3 separate regions of the Homo sapiens genome follow, and regions 1 and 3 are each linked to region 2. A link is a contact called in ENCODE Hi-C or POLR2A ChIA-PET data. All regions are on one chromosome and are shown on one strand. The core of a region is the stretch at or near the end of the contact, and the rest is flanking DNA. Distances in the headings are between cores, read along the strand shown. Region 1 overlaps LOC105373456 (a long non-coding RNA gene). Region 2 overlaps LOC105373454 (a long non-coding RNA gene). Region 3 overlaps LOC105373456 (a long non-coding RNA gene).

Evidence for each region. Hi-C counts contacts between places; a loop is a spot of excess contacts on that map. ChIA-PET counts read pairs that join two places held with the same protein, here RNA polymerase II (POLR2A). Pooled maps may share reads with other maps.
Region 1: a loop to region 2 is called in a map of Calu3, with 2.2 times the contacts of the local background. The contact joins two enhancer-like sites. A Hi-C loop is called at or near these places in 3 of 168 maps with a recorded cell type or tissue (Calu3, HepG2 and heart left ventricle), 1 of 37 single-sample maps with no recorded cell type and 6 of 50 pooled maps. POLR2A ChIA-PET finds 5 or more read pairs at or near these places in 1 of 52 experiments (activated CD4-positive, alpha-beta T cell).
Region 3: a map of HepG2 shows a loop between it and region 2 (3-fold over the local background). The contact joins two enhancer-like sites. A Hi-C loop is called at or near these places in 7 of 168 maps with a recorded cell type or tissue (Calu3, HepG2, OCI-LY7 and 4 more), 2 of 37 single-sample maps with no recorded cell type and 13 of 50 pooled maps.

The regions. Positions count from the first base shown.
Region 1 is chr2:18,822,780-18,826,971 of GRCh38, reverse strand. All of the region lies in intron 4 of LOC105373456 (a long non-coding RNA gene), which reads right to left. Among named protein-coding and RNA genes, the nearest start is that of LINC01376, 200 kb to the left of the region's middle. Within about 2 kb of position 2,476, at least 3 of the 41 ENCODE cell types and tissues checked have a DNase peak (open chromatin) inside an H3K27ac peak, as active enhancers do.
Region 2 is chr2:18,518,002-18,522,294 of GRCh38, reverse strand. LOC105373454 (a long non-coding RNA gene) reads right to left here. Exons shown (of 8, transcript XR_001739302.1): 8 at 1-953. Among named protein-coding and RNA genes, the nearest start is that of RDH14, 41 kb to the left of the region's middle. Within about 2 kb of position 1,599, at least 6 of the 41 ENCODE cell types and tissues checked have a DNase peak (open chromatin) inside an H3K27ac peak, as active enhancers do.
Region 3 is chr2:18,888,759-18,893,229 of GRCh38, reverse strand. All of the region lies in intron 4 of LOC105373456 (a long non-coding RNA gene), which reads right to left. Among named protein-coding and RNA genes, the nearest start is that of LINC01376, 140 kb to the left of the region's middle. Within about 2 kb of position 3,110, at least 2 of the 41 ENCODE cell types and tissues checked have a DNase peak (open chromatin) inside an H3K27ac peak, as active enhancers do.

The DNA.
Region 1 (4,192 bases), core at 1,227-3,726, 300 kb before region 2:
ATCCTCAGCAAACTAACAGAGAAACAGAAAACAAAACACCACATGTTCTCACTCATAAGTGGGAGCTGAATGATGAGAATGCATGGACACAGGGAGGGGAACATCACACACCAGGAACAGTTTGGGGGTGGGTTCAGGAGGAGGGAGAGCATTAGGACAAATAGCTAATGCATGTGGGGCTTAAAACCTAGACAGGTTAATAGGTGCAATAAACCACCATGGCACAAGAAAACCTGCACATTCTGTGCCTGTATCCTGGAACTTAAAGTAAAAAAATTAATTAATTTTTTAAAAAAGAATGGCATAGGAAGTGGATTTTTCCCCAGAGGCTCCAGAAGAGAACTCAGTCCCACCAAGACCTGGATTTCAGGCTCATGATGCCTGTATTAGTCCCTTCTTGCACTGCTAGAAGGAAATACCTGAGACCGGGTAATTTGTAAAGAAAAGAGGTTTTATTGGCTCACAGTTTTGCTGTCTGTACAGGAAGCATAATGGCTTCTGCTTGGCTTCTGGGGAAGCCTCAGGGAACTTTTAATCATGGCAGAAGGCAAAGGGGGAGCAAGCACCTCACGTGGCTGTAGCAGGAAGAAAAGAGGCGAGAGGTGCCATGAGTGAGATCTCACGATCTCACTCATTATCACGAGAACAGCACCAAAGGGGTTGGTGTTCGACCATTCATGAGAAATGGCCCCATGATCCAATCACTTCCCAATGGGTCTCACCTCCAACATGGGGTATTAAAAGTGAACATGAGATTTGGGTGGGGACACAGACCCAAACCATAGCCATGCCCTAGAGAGAACCCAGCCATGCCGTGCTGTACCTCTGACATACCGAGCTGTGAGCTAATAAATGGCAGTTGCTTCATACTGCTCTGTTTGTGATCATTTGTTACACCATAAGAGAAAAGAGTAATAAAGTTGGAGGCGCAGATGGGGCCAGATGGTGCAAGTCCTCAACAGGACAAGATAAGAGTCTGGATTTTGTTTTCCTGATAAAGAACTTATTTGAGAGCTTTAAACAGGAGTCAGTAAAGTAGAAAGCGCATAACCAGGTTGTGCTTTGCAGAGAGCGCCCGGGCCGCTGGTGTAGAATAGGCAGAGGGCTGGAAAAACAGCCATGGGAGAGAACAGTCCAGGGTAGAGTTGTCTAAGTGAGGGATGGCAGTGCTGAGGTCTAGGGCTGTGGCAGAAGAGATGATGTCTTGGATCTGTTTGGAGGGAGAACTAGCAAAGATTCCAGATGGATTAATTTGTACGTGGAGTGGGGTGGGGGAAGACAAAAAAGAGAGGATTTGGGAATGATTCTGAGGTTTTTGGCTGAGATCTGAAAGAATGCTTGTGCCATTAGCTGAAATGGGCAACAACGGAGAATGGTCAGAGTGTGTGTGTATATGTGTGTGTGTGTGTGCACGTGTGTGCCATCATGCACAGGCCCACATGTGCAATCCAAGTACCTGTGGATGCTTTGTGCTTTCCTCTCTCTGCAGTTTTGCTCAAGCTTTCCTCTGTCCTAGAGCATCTTAATGCTGACCCCTGTCTGTTCCAAATACAGGCACCTATCAATAAGTCTTTTCTAGTCATCCACCCTAATGTGGCATTACTCTAGGCTCTCAGAATCTTACTTTGACTACCATCTAGTTAGTGCCTAACAATCTCAGAAAATTAGAAACATCATATTTCATGAAGTATTCATGACATCGTTAAGGTAACCACTGCCTTCGTCTGCCTGATTTTAACACTGGCAGTCTCATGTTCTGGGAAACCCCTCAGTCCCAGGCACACAGGGACAGCCAGGCACCCTAGATATCCCAAGGACCTCTCTCCTTCTCTCCAAGTGCCACATCACCTGTCCCTGGCTGCTCAGCTAAAAACAGCACACTAAATATAGCAGGTGCTTAGTAGTAACTAGCATATTTTGAAGATGATACTTTGTTCCTTCTGAAACTAATCAAGGCCAGAGGAGTGAGGTGGACCCTTTTTGCCATCATCCATCATCTTCTCTCCTTTTCTAATGTGGGAGACAGCAGCAGAAAGGTGACTTGGCATTGTTTTCCATATCCAAATCTGTTTTGTTTCTTTCTGATTATTTTTTGTTTTTTTTATTTTTACTTTTGGTTTGTTTTTAAAAATTACACACGTTTGAGCTTCTTTGAATGAGATTTAGTTCATCCCTCCCTTTTTCTATTTACTCAGTGGGCAATAATTCACAGGCTGAGTCTGAGAATGGGTTAATCCCTCTGCAGTCTGAGTATAGCTGAGTTTCCGCTCTTGGTTCAAATGCTAAGTGAACCTGCATAACCAGCTTCAGGTGCAGTTTAATATCTAGGCCACTGTTTATTTGTCAAAGGCCTTGCTGTGCACTCCTGTAGGTCAAAAGGTACAGAAATGAGAGGTGGCAGAGAGGTCAGCCCCCAGGGAACTGTGAAACAGCCAGGACTTCAGTAGGTTTGGCCATTAGCTCCCTGTGTGGCCTGGAGCAGGCCTCACAGTTCCTTGAGCTTTGGCCCATGGCATCTCCAAAGGCCTCCCCCCTCCCCACTCGCCTGATCTTACATAGGAGAAGTGAGCTCTAGGGAGAGGGGAAGGCCAAATCTCACTTGCACAAACAGTCACTCCTGGCTTGATCTCACTCAGCTTGTTCTGACGAGCAATCCCCAATATTTGTTGAGGATTTACTAGGTGGCGCTCTTTGTTAATTACCTCAATACATATCACATTTAACCTTCACATAACTCTACAGAATACTTATTATTCTGCTAATTTTTGGATGCTAAAAATAAGATGGAGAGTTTAAGGAATTTCCTCAAGCCACACAATGAGAAAGCACAAAGCTGGATGACCTCAAATTTCATACACACCATGTTTTACTGTTTTAGCTCTATTCTAGCTAATATGAATTAAAAGACAATGTCCAAGTACACTGAGACCTTAAAATAATATAAAATGGCACATATGTGATGCCAGCCATGCACCAATACTATACTAGATATCTTACATACATCATCATATTTGGTTTATGTCATTCTCACAACCATATTGCAAAGAAAATATTTCTATCCTCATTTCTTATGAAAGAAACTAACACTCAGGGAGTTAGAGTAATTAGCCCAAAGCCCCACATTCAAAATGTGATGAAGGAGAGCTGCGGTTTCTGTCTGAAACAAAGCTCATTCTCTTCCAGCGCGTCCTGTGGTCCCTACAGCACAGAGACCACAGATGAATGGGATCACGTGTGCTACAGTGTGGCAAGGAGACATGGCCAGTGGGGAAGAGCATGAAGGACACAGAGCCTATGGGAGACCAAAGCGTAAACCAATGGCAGTTGAGAAGAATGAGCTCATGACAAGCGGTATGAGCAGGAGGAGTGGAAATACATGGGGTGTAGGTGAGCACAGTGGGCTTTCCAGGCAGAAAAGAATCAGGTGCTTGTCTTGCAGTCAGCTCAATGCATGGCTCTCTCCCACTGTCATGCCCAAAGAAACTGCCTCCCCATCTCTTTCCATATATCCAGGATGAGATACCATCTTCTGAAAAAGGAAAATGAAACAAAGAAAGGGGTGCTGTCTTGCTGCCCTTTCTGATGACTAATCTTTTAAACACCTGACCCAGCACAAGCAGAAATGCAGGTCCAACATGAAATCAGAGGTGGTCCCAGACCTCTTCCCAGAAAAGCCTTGGTCCTTGTCCAGTGCAGAGCTAGTAACTCCACAGAGAATAAACAAAAAGAAACTACCAACAGAGTGAACAGGCAACCTATAGAATGGGAGAAAATTTTTACAATCTACCCATCTGACAAAGGGCTAATATCCAGAATCTACAATGAACTTAAACAAATTTACAAGAAAAAATCAAACAACCCCATCAAAAAGTGGGCAAAGGACATGAACAGATACTTCTCAAAAGAAGACATTTATGCAGCCAACAGACACATGAAAAAATGCTCATCATCACTGGCCATCAGAGAAATGCAAATCAAAACCACAATGAGATACCATCTCACACCAATTAGAATGGTGATCATTAAAAAGTCAGGAAACAACAGGTGCTGGAGAAGATGTGGAGAAATAGGAACACTTTTACACTGTTGGTGGGACTGTAAACCAGTTCAACCATTGTGGAAGACAGTGTGGTGATTCCTCAAGGATCTAGAAGTAGAAATACCATTTGACCCAGCCATCCCATTACTGGGT
Region 2 (4,293 bases), core at 350-2,849:
GTTTTATTGATGGGGGCTTTCCTTGAGGAAGAGGATGCAGGAGTTGATCTGGCTCATCAGTCTGTCCCCCTGTGGAGGTAGAGGCCTGCGCTAGAGAATATTGTTATGGTCCTTCATCCTGTAAGGTACCATCCACACGTACTATTTCCAAAGTGACTGAATTTGCTTAATCCAAAGTGGTTAAGTAGAATGACAAACAGAGATGGGGTGTTAAAATTAGGGTTAACTGACAAGATTAAGAACGTCCTATACTGCTAGATTTATTTTCCTCCTTTCCTGGTCTTTTAAATGGGCCTAAAATATATAAAAGTGGATACAGAGATACAAATTGGTAGCTCTAGGGCCAGAAGATGTTTAAACTAGTGTTTTAAAAAGCAATAGTTTGAACATCAAATTCAAGTCATGTACCTTCCAGTTTGACAAGGTTTGTACCATTCCCTATTGTCTTATATCAGACCCACTTTTATTCCTTCAGTCAGTCAACAACAACTATTTACTCTACGCCTGTTCTGAGCCGGGCGTTCCCCCATAACTACATTTTCATTACCTGCCTGGGCCCACAGACACTTGAATAACTGGTCTCCACCCTAGACCACAATCGAGGGGAGCTCATGTTTGACGAATGCTCCTTTATTCCTCTGAGCGTAACCTCCGTACCTGAAGTTTACATCACCTCGAAGCTAGGGTGTTGTAACTAATGTTCACCCTGGGTCTTCAGAGATTGGTTTTTCCAAAGACTCTGCTGCTTTTCCTTTTAAAATCCCAGAGCCAGAGGCAAATGGTAGGCATTCCTCTCCCCAGAGCCCAAATAGGTGGCTGAAACCTGGAAACTTTCAGGGACTTGCCAAAGGCCCCAAAGGTAGCAGGGAGGCCTCCCGGAACGACTGGTCCTCTTGATTCCAAGCCCAGAGGTAGATCTCCTGTCCTTGAGGGGCTTTGGTTTCAGACCCTGCCTGAGAGAACAAAAGAGACTTCAGTTGTCACATCGACACAGCCCCGAGCTGCTCTATTTTCTAACTTGGCTGGCTTTCCCCGTGTGCTGTTTCACATCAGATACCTCCTCCCCCCACTTTCCTTCAGATGATTGGTTGAAATTAAATATCCTGAAATTACATTGAAGGGGGGGGGCGCTAATACAAAATTTTAATCAAAATACAAGCTTAACAGTTCCCAGCCTTTGAAATGTGAAGCAGACACTGGGTCCGCAGGGATGCCCCGACATGTTCTCAGGTGTGAAGTTAGCCAAGGAAGGGGCCCATTCTCTGAACATGAGAATTGCAAGTAAACCAGCACATTGCAAACTCAGGATTTCCAAATGAGGCAGGGCCTTCTCTCCCTTTCCACAGCGTGCATGGGCAGGCTGGCCCAGAGGGAAGTTCTCACTGAAGACACTGGAGGAGAAAGGGTCCCTCGTGAAAGGGTCTGGGGGTTCTCCCTGCCCCACCTGGCTTTGATCCATAGGTATGCCATCCAGGGCCTGAAAGCTCAGGAAGGAAAGGACTGGATAAAGGAGCTTGCAGGGGAGGCAAAACCCCTGATATAGCAAGAGCCACTCTGATGGAATGAGGCAGACATCGGGCGCCCTCTGGTGGCACATGCCCCACCAGACAACACGGAGGCTTTCTCCCTGGATTAACTCTATAAATAGAAGGATGATTTATTAAACAGATTTGAGGCTCATTTGAAGCACTGGGCCATGATTGCTTCGGGGCTCAAATAAGGAGGTGCTTAGGACCCTGCCTCTTATGCAAACACCTGGACTCACTTAGCAAGTCACTAGCATGATCTACATTACAAGTGCATCGGACACTGTTGGCTCAGCCGTTCCCAGCCAGGAGATGCCAAATTCCTCATATATAAAAGGAGCTTTAGTAACTCAAGCAAAATAAGCACACTTTTCCCCCCACTGCCTTCCCAGAGACCTAGGCGGCAGAGTTTCTGTGAGGATACACAATACCTTGTTACAAACCATGTAATGTTTTAAAAAGTATCTATCTGACAGCCTTGGCTAAAGCCAGATCTTCTATCTCGATTACTTCAATATGTCACATCCATATCGCACCACAGCGTCCAAGCTTTCGGAGCCAAAGCCTCTCTGTCTTGTCCAACCTTCCCATCTGGAAGCAATGAGCTTAATATTCTGGCTCTCCCCCCGTAAAAGCTATGTCACAAAAAAAGTAGCAGCCTGTGAACTGCTTTAGCCCCCCAAGACACACCAGAGCTCCTCATTCTCTGCAGGCTCTGTTCAGTCACATTTTAAGGCCCTCCCCTGCTCCTCCCCTCCCTTGCTGCCCCTGTCTTCCAAACAGCCTGAGATGCTCAGCGCAGTACCAGGAGGACAGGAGTGAACTGACAATCATTTATACTTTAATCCTCCTTTACGACATTTTGAGGGATGCAGCTTAAAATATCATGGAGGCTGACAGACTCCCTCTGGAAAAATGTGTCTGCTAGAGAAGAAGCATTGCCTTACAAGGACCCTACTGTTTCTGGTGACCCATCAGAGACCCAGCTTTGAAGCCTGTCTTGTACCACGTCTCCCACTCACCTTACCTTCTCCAACACTGCCGGAAAGTTTCAGTTCATGGTGACAATGACCTTCCCTATTGCATGTGCCTTAGTCATTCATTGATTCACTTACTCATCCAATTTGGATTGACTACATGGCATGTCCCTTTCCATGTTCTCTGTTTCACTGCAATGTCAAATGAGTCCCTGGCTCCCAGGAGCCTGAGTCTGTGAGGGAGACCAACCCCACTCCAGAACCATCAGATGAGTGTTCCTCAAAGCATGTTTCATGGGTCACTGCTGCGTGGGAACCTTTTGGGTGCCTGTGAAGCGTGCCTACGTCGTGGCCCTTGCCCAGGCCTCCCAAAAGAGGATCACTGGACGCCAGGCTTAAGAATGTGCATGTTTAATAAAATTCTCCAATAAGTAATTTCTACACACATTAAAATCAAGAAACCCACCGAGTTAGGTCAGATGAAGCAGCAAATGATGTTGCGCAAAATGCGAAAAGAGACCGTGGGTACGGAAGACAGAACTTGGGCTTTGCCTGGAAATGATATAATGCCGCTGCTCGGTCCCAAGTCCCTAGGTTTTGGAAGATTGGTGTGAGTGGAAGTCACCCTCCAGCGGAGCACCTAGGACTTTGGCTCCTTGACTGTTCTCCTTCGCCTGGAAGCTTCTGGGGGCAGAGGCCAGCTTTCCTGTGTTGAGTTCTTGGGAAGGGCCTCTGTGTCCTGGAAGGGACTTGAAAGAGCAGCTCATCTAAGCTCTTCAGTTTGTAGGAAACACATCTAGCTGACCAAGGGAAAGTAGGCTGTTCGAGGTCACACAGTCACTCAAAACAAATTTATTTAGGCTAATTCTTTGGTTTGGAGACATCAATACTTGGGAAGAAGCCAAGCTCATGTTTCTTAAGGCCTGTATTCTCCAATGTCCTAACGCATTACCCATTCACTGAAAAAGAATACACTAAAGAGTTTTAAAAAGTGCTCATCCGAGAGGCATTTCACAGGCGGGGTTCAAGTGGCCCGGCTTCCACAGGCGATATGCACAAAACCTGCTTCCTGAAATGCCATTTGGTTGCACTGGAGTTAACCTCTTTTTGGTAAATTAGTTCATGACCTGGGAACAGTTAAATGAAACTGTAGGCACATCAAGAGGAGGTTATTTGTGTTCTGTCTTTTTTTAGCCCAAGTCTCTGATGTGTTTATTTGGAAGCTTGGCTCACGCTTACTATCCCACTACTTACGGTTAATCCTGTGTTTTCTTTGAGCTACCTTTAAAACCACGTCAAATGAAAAATACTGCCTGATTTTGAAGTGCGTGGTATTATAAAAAGAATCCCAAGGTTTATGATCTCAAATTTATTGTCAAATGTATTTACTTATCATTTTCCTTTTCTTTTCTTTTTTTTTTTCCTGACAGAATTCAGCCTAGAAGTTTTTCGTATGAGTCATGATGGAGCAGGGATGGGAGATGTTATATAGTGCTTCCTGGGGAACTCTGTGCTACCAAAGAGCTGCCCATAGAGAGTGTTCCTCAGTTACAGCCTCTTGAAAAGCAAGTTAGTTTCAAAGGGCAGGGACCACATCTGATTCACCCCTTTGCCATTAGTATCTAACACTGTGTTAGGCACTCAGGGGCATTCAGTATGTGTTGGCTGGATTAGTGGCCACTGAAATGAACATGAAGCCGGCGCTTCCTTTTTTGTTTTTATTGAAATGAGCTTTTAAAGAGCTGAAATAGGTTTGTTATTTTTTATATGTCCATGATACAAAAAGACTA
Region 3 (4,471 bases), core at 1,861-4,360, 370 kb before region 2:
AGAAGAAAGGATAAGACAAAGACTTACATCTTATTTTACTTTGCCACACATATTGATCTACTTCAGCAGTAGATGGATTACACTCTGCCTTTGAGGACCATCCTCATTTTGAGGAGTACTTTCAGTTGCTCAGATAAATTTTCTCCGCTCTAGTCTATGTGGTCTTTGCTCCTGAAGGGAAGACCCATTTTTCTGTTTACCACCAATTTCACAGACCACAGAATTCACCTAAAATAATTTGTCTGTGCTTTACCTATTTTTTTTCTAAGTCAACCTTTTGCTGCTCTTCTAAAAGTAGAGTGTTCTCGGGCCCAGGAATCTGAAGACAAAGGTTAAGAGTAATATGAATCATTTTCTTTTCTTTTATATCACTTTTTTATAGTTACTGTGTGAATCTTTGGTTATGCCTATCACTTGTATTTTCCTATTAGTTTATCCCCAAAGCTTAGGACAGAGCCTGGGATAAAATACTTGTTCAGTCAATAAATAAAGAGATTCTTTAAATTTTTTGTATCAACAATACAATTATGAGGCAGGTCAAGTTAGGAGAGTATGCTGGAAAACTCTTTGTCATATGCTATCTGGTTCAGTTGAACAAAGCGGTGGTTTCTAAGTGTAGCCCATTGGCCACAGTGACCAAACAGAAAATATTGCAGGGCTCTCACTTTTTACCAGGCTCTCTGCTTCGTGTTAAGGGAAGACAGCATCAATTAAATAAGGTATTTACAGGGCACATATATCACTGGTTATGAGATTAGATTGTACTTAAAGACCACCCACCCCAGAAGCTCTGTGCATTGGGTTTCAGCTCATAAGTAGGGTGGTTGGGTAATGGGGGAGACTTGGAATTAGGAGGTCAGAGGGAGTAGACATCAATATTAACTAGAGTGGCTATGAAAGGCTTTGCACCCAGAATAAGTAAGGGAAGAATTGGTGATAAGAATATGCTTGGCTTACAGCAAGAAAAAAACAAAACAAAACAAAACAAAAACCTGTCTTGCTACATGATGACTTTTGGTGAAAAACAAAACAAAACAAACAAAACTGTGAGATACCATTGAGGCACAAACCGAGAACTGAGGCTGAATTGTGAAAAGTGATTTCGGTTTTGTTTTCTTATGCCAGGCTAGAGTTCTGACCTTTGGAGCTCAAACTTAATTATTCTTTCCCCTAAGGAGAGGTCCTCATTGGCTTATTGTAGTGGGAGCAAAATTGATCTAACCATACATAACTTTTCCTGTGTTTAAAAGGCCTTTATGTTTCTTTCAACTCCTTAAATTTTCAAAGGGAGGGGAAAAAGCATGTTTAGTTGCTTAATATTTCTGTATATCTTAAAGGACCCTTCATATTTATCATCAGAGACACACCAAAGCACATTACAAGTAATGCAAGCCATCTGGTGCTTTGCAGGCCAAAATCAGTTGATGGTTTAAGAGTAAAAACCATCCTTTTGTTAACATTTTTCTGGAGCACATCACCAAAGAATGCATAGCCTCTCTCTGCATTTTTCAGAAAAGAACTGTCATCTTAGCTCCTTTCTTCGGGTTTCTAAGTACTTCTAGGATAGGCAGGATTGATCTGATTTCTTTTGATAACTCTTTCAAACCTGTCTAAATCACCTTCTGAATATCAGTGAAATGGTTTAAAATGTGTACTGTGGATCTCCAGGTCTACCCACTTAAATCGTATCTAATAAACTTGCGTAAGGTTAGCAAAACCTCCTTATCTGGGACATAGGCTAACCTGTGTCCTTTGGTCTAAGTCAAGCACTGGTGATTGGTAAAGTAACTCAGAATGACTACTAGAGATTTGGCATTTTCACTGATTCCTTCTATTTCAAAATTCTGATTGAGTCTCAATTCATGGATCTCATTCATTGAGAATGCTCACTAAAATTCAATAGAGACCTAAAGAATAAATGCCCTGTGTATCCAGCCACTTACCTACTCCCCAAAATCTCCATGCTCCTTCCTATATCTACATATTTACATGTATTGCCCCCAAGTAATTCAAGGCCCATCCAAAAGACTAGCTCCTTCAAAAACTCTATTTGATCCTACTTCACCACTCCCCTCCACCCTACTCTGGCTAGTTTATTTTGAATTACACATAGTTTTATTAAATTATATTATCAGACTGTGAGCTGTTTAAAAGGCCAGAACTATGCCTGATTAAATGCTACATCATCCAGCCTTGTTGCCATCATGGTAACGAGCATAATTCTGAAATGTCATTATGCCTATGCCTATGCCTAGTAAATCATAGGAAGAAAGTACATGCTTGCATAAAGAAAGATGGGTAACGAAATATATCTGAGTTGAATTTTTGTTATATACTTAGTTGTATCTTTGAAGAAAGGTATTATACAAAAGAAAAAATATTACTATCATGAATACAGCAGTTGAGTTTGGTGCATGTAAAATTTTCCCAGCAAAATACTTCTGGAGGTAAATCTTAGGTTGAAAATCTTGGATCTAAAAAGGCTTACCTCCAGCAGAACTTTGCTGGGAACATTTTACATGCACTAAACTCAATTATCTAATTTCATCTTCTCAACAATTCTGAGGAAGTGGTTACTATTCACGTATTACAGATGTGTAAACTGAAACGCAAAGTAGTTAAAATGCTGACTTGGAACTATATCAGTACTCATAAATTTAAATGCTTTGCTTTTCTCTCTGGTACAAGGAGTTAGCTGGAGAGGAAAAGGGCAAATAATATGACACAAGGTGCCAGAAAAGAACCCCTATACCATTATCTGTGCCCCTATCCTGCCCCTGATACGAGAAAACTATCAACTTTATGGAGGGAAGTAGTATGATTCTGTCTTAACCTCTAGCTTTTTCTTTGAGTTTGGGCCCTTCCTTTAAGGAGAGGGCCATGAACTCCCAGAGGTCCAAGAATTCCTCCTGCTCCTGGTCACTAGGCATGTCTTGGAGTAGGGATGATGGTGTATAAAACCCTACTGGCAAAGGAAAAAATATGACTCACGGTAACATGTTGATTTCCATTGGAGCAGCTGGAGAGAAACATGGTTTCTGCCAACATCCACTGACGTCTCTTTGTGCCAACCTCCCAAAATAGAAATCCCTGAGAGAAAACAGGAGCATCCCTCAGAAACACAAGAAGTCTGTCTGGGGTTTAGTTACATATAAAGATTATACACTGAGCATCTAGGCTTCTGCAGGCCCCGCCCTGTGCTGAATTCTCACCAGGACTCCCTTCTTCTGCCCTCAGTCATTCAGCAGCCAACAATGCTCTTGGTGATGGGTTTCTCTTAGAAATGCTTCCCATTCTAGAGAAATAAAGTACCACAAGCATGAAATTGACATTTTGGCAAGTAGTGCCATTTGCCACCTTTCATCTTCCCGCAGGTTTCATTTTATTTAAATTAAGTCTTTCTGGTGAACTGGGGCTATTAACCCACCAAAGTAAATAAGAACTACACACACCAAAGGTAAAACCTTAGGCAGAGACAATGGCATTGCTAGCTTATTTGCTATTCCAAGTGACATTTCCTCAGATGTTTGCCGCCCTGCTGTGCAAACATAGCTACACATGAAATAAAGTAAAAAGAAAAAAAAATTAAACAGCAGTTAGTGGTTGGATGTTATTTCCAGTTTGGAACCACTGACAGGCTAGCTATAGAAAACTCTTCCCTCTGTTATTACAAATAACAGTTTGTGGATGGTGAAAAGAAAACAGAACTGAATTTTCTTTTAACTTCAAGTACAGAAGCTAGTGTGCCTATCATTACCACCACATTACAATACATTATGGGAGAAGGTCATAGTAACTTTAGAGGGGTTATTTCCATCCATGTCTCTCATCCTCTCAAAATTGTTATACTGGGACCAGGCTGATGCCAAATGCAATGCTAAAGAAAACACACCAAGTTGAAGTGAGCTAATTAGAGAGAATAAGACAGAACCAAAAGGTCAATGCATAGGCCCCAATACTGAAACAGGTTTTTTGTTTTGTTTTGTTTTGATTTTTTTTGCCACAATGCACCCTGACAAAGCAGCGCAATAAACATCCCTGCTTCTCCACTTTCAGTTCTCCCTGTGTGCCCACTAATGATTTTCCTTTCTCCAAGGACCTATCCTTTATCTATCCTTTATCCAAGGACCATATTTGCGGTCATTGTCAATATCCATGGAATCAATCTAGCAGCAAATCAAATTCTTCCACCTCTGTCAATTCATAGAATTATGTTACTACCTCCTTGCACTGATGATGATGGTGATGATGATAGAAAATAATATCAATAAAACAGCTAATATTAGCAGTTTTCTACCTACCAGGGAATTTTCTTATTTAAACCACATAACTCTACAAGTTAGTGATTAGGTACTTTCTTTGTATTTTAGTTATGTGTCTAATTGCTGTCTTCAGATGGAATATACATGATGAAGGATCTGAGTTTACATAACCACAACCTTCAACCCTGTCCCTAGGTAGTCCCTAGTCA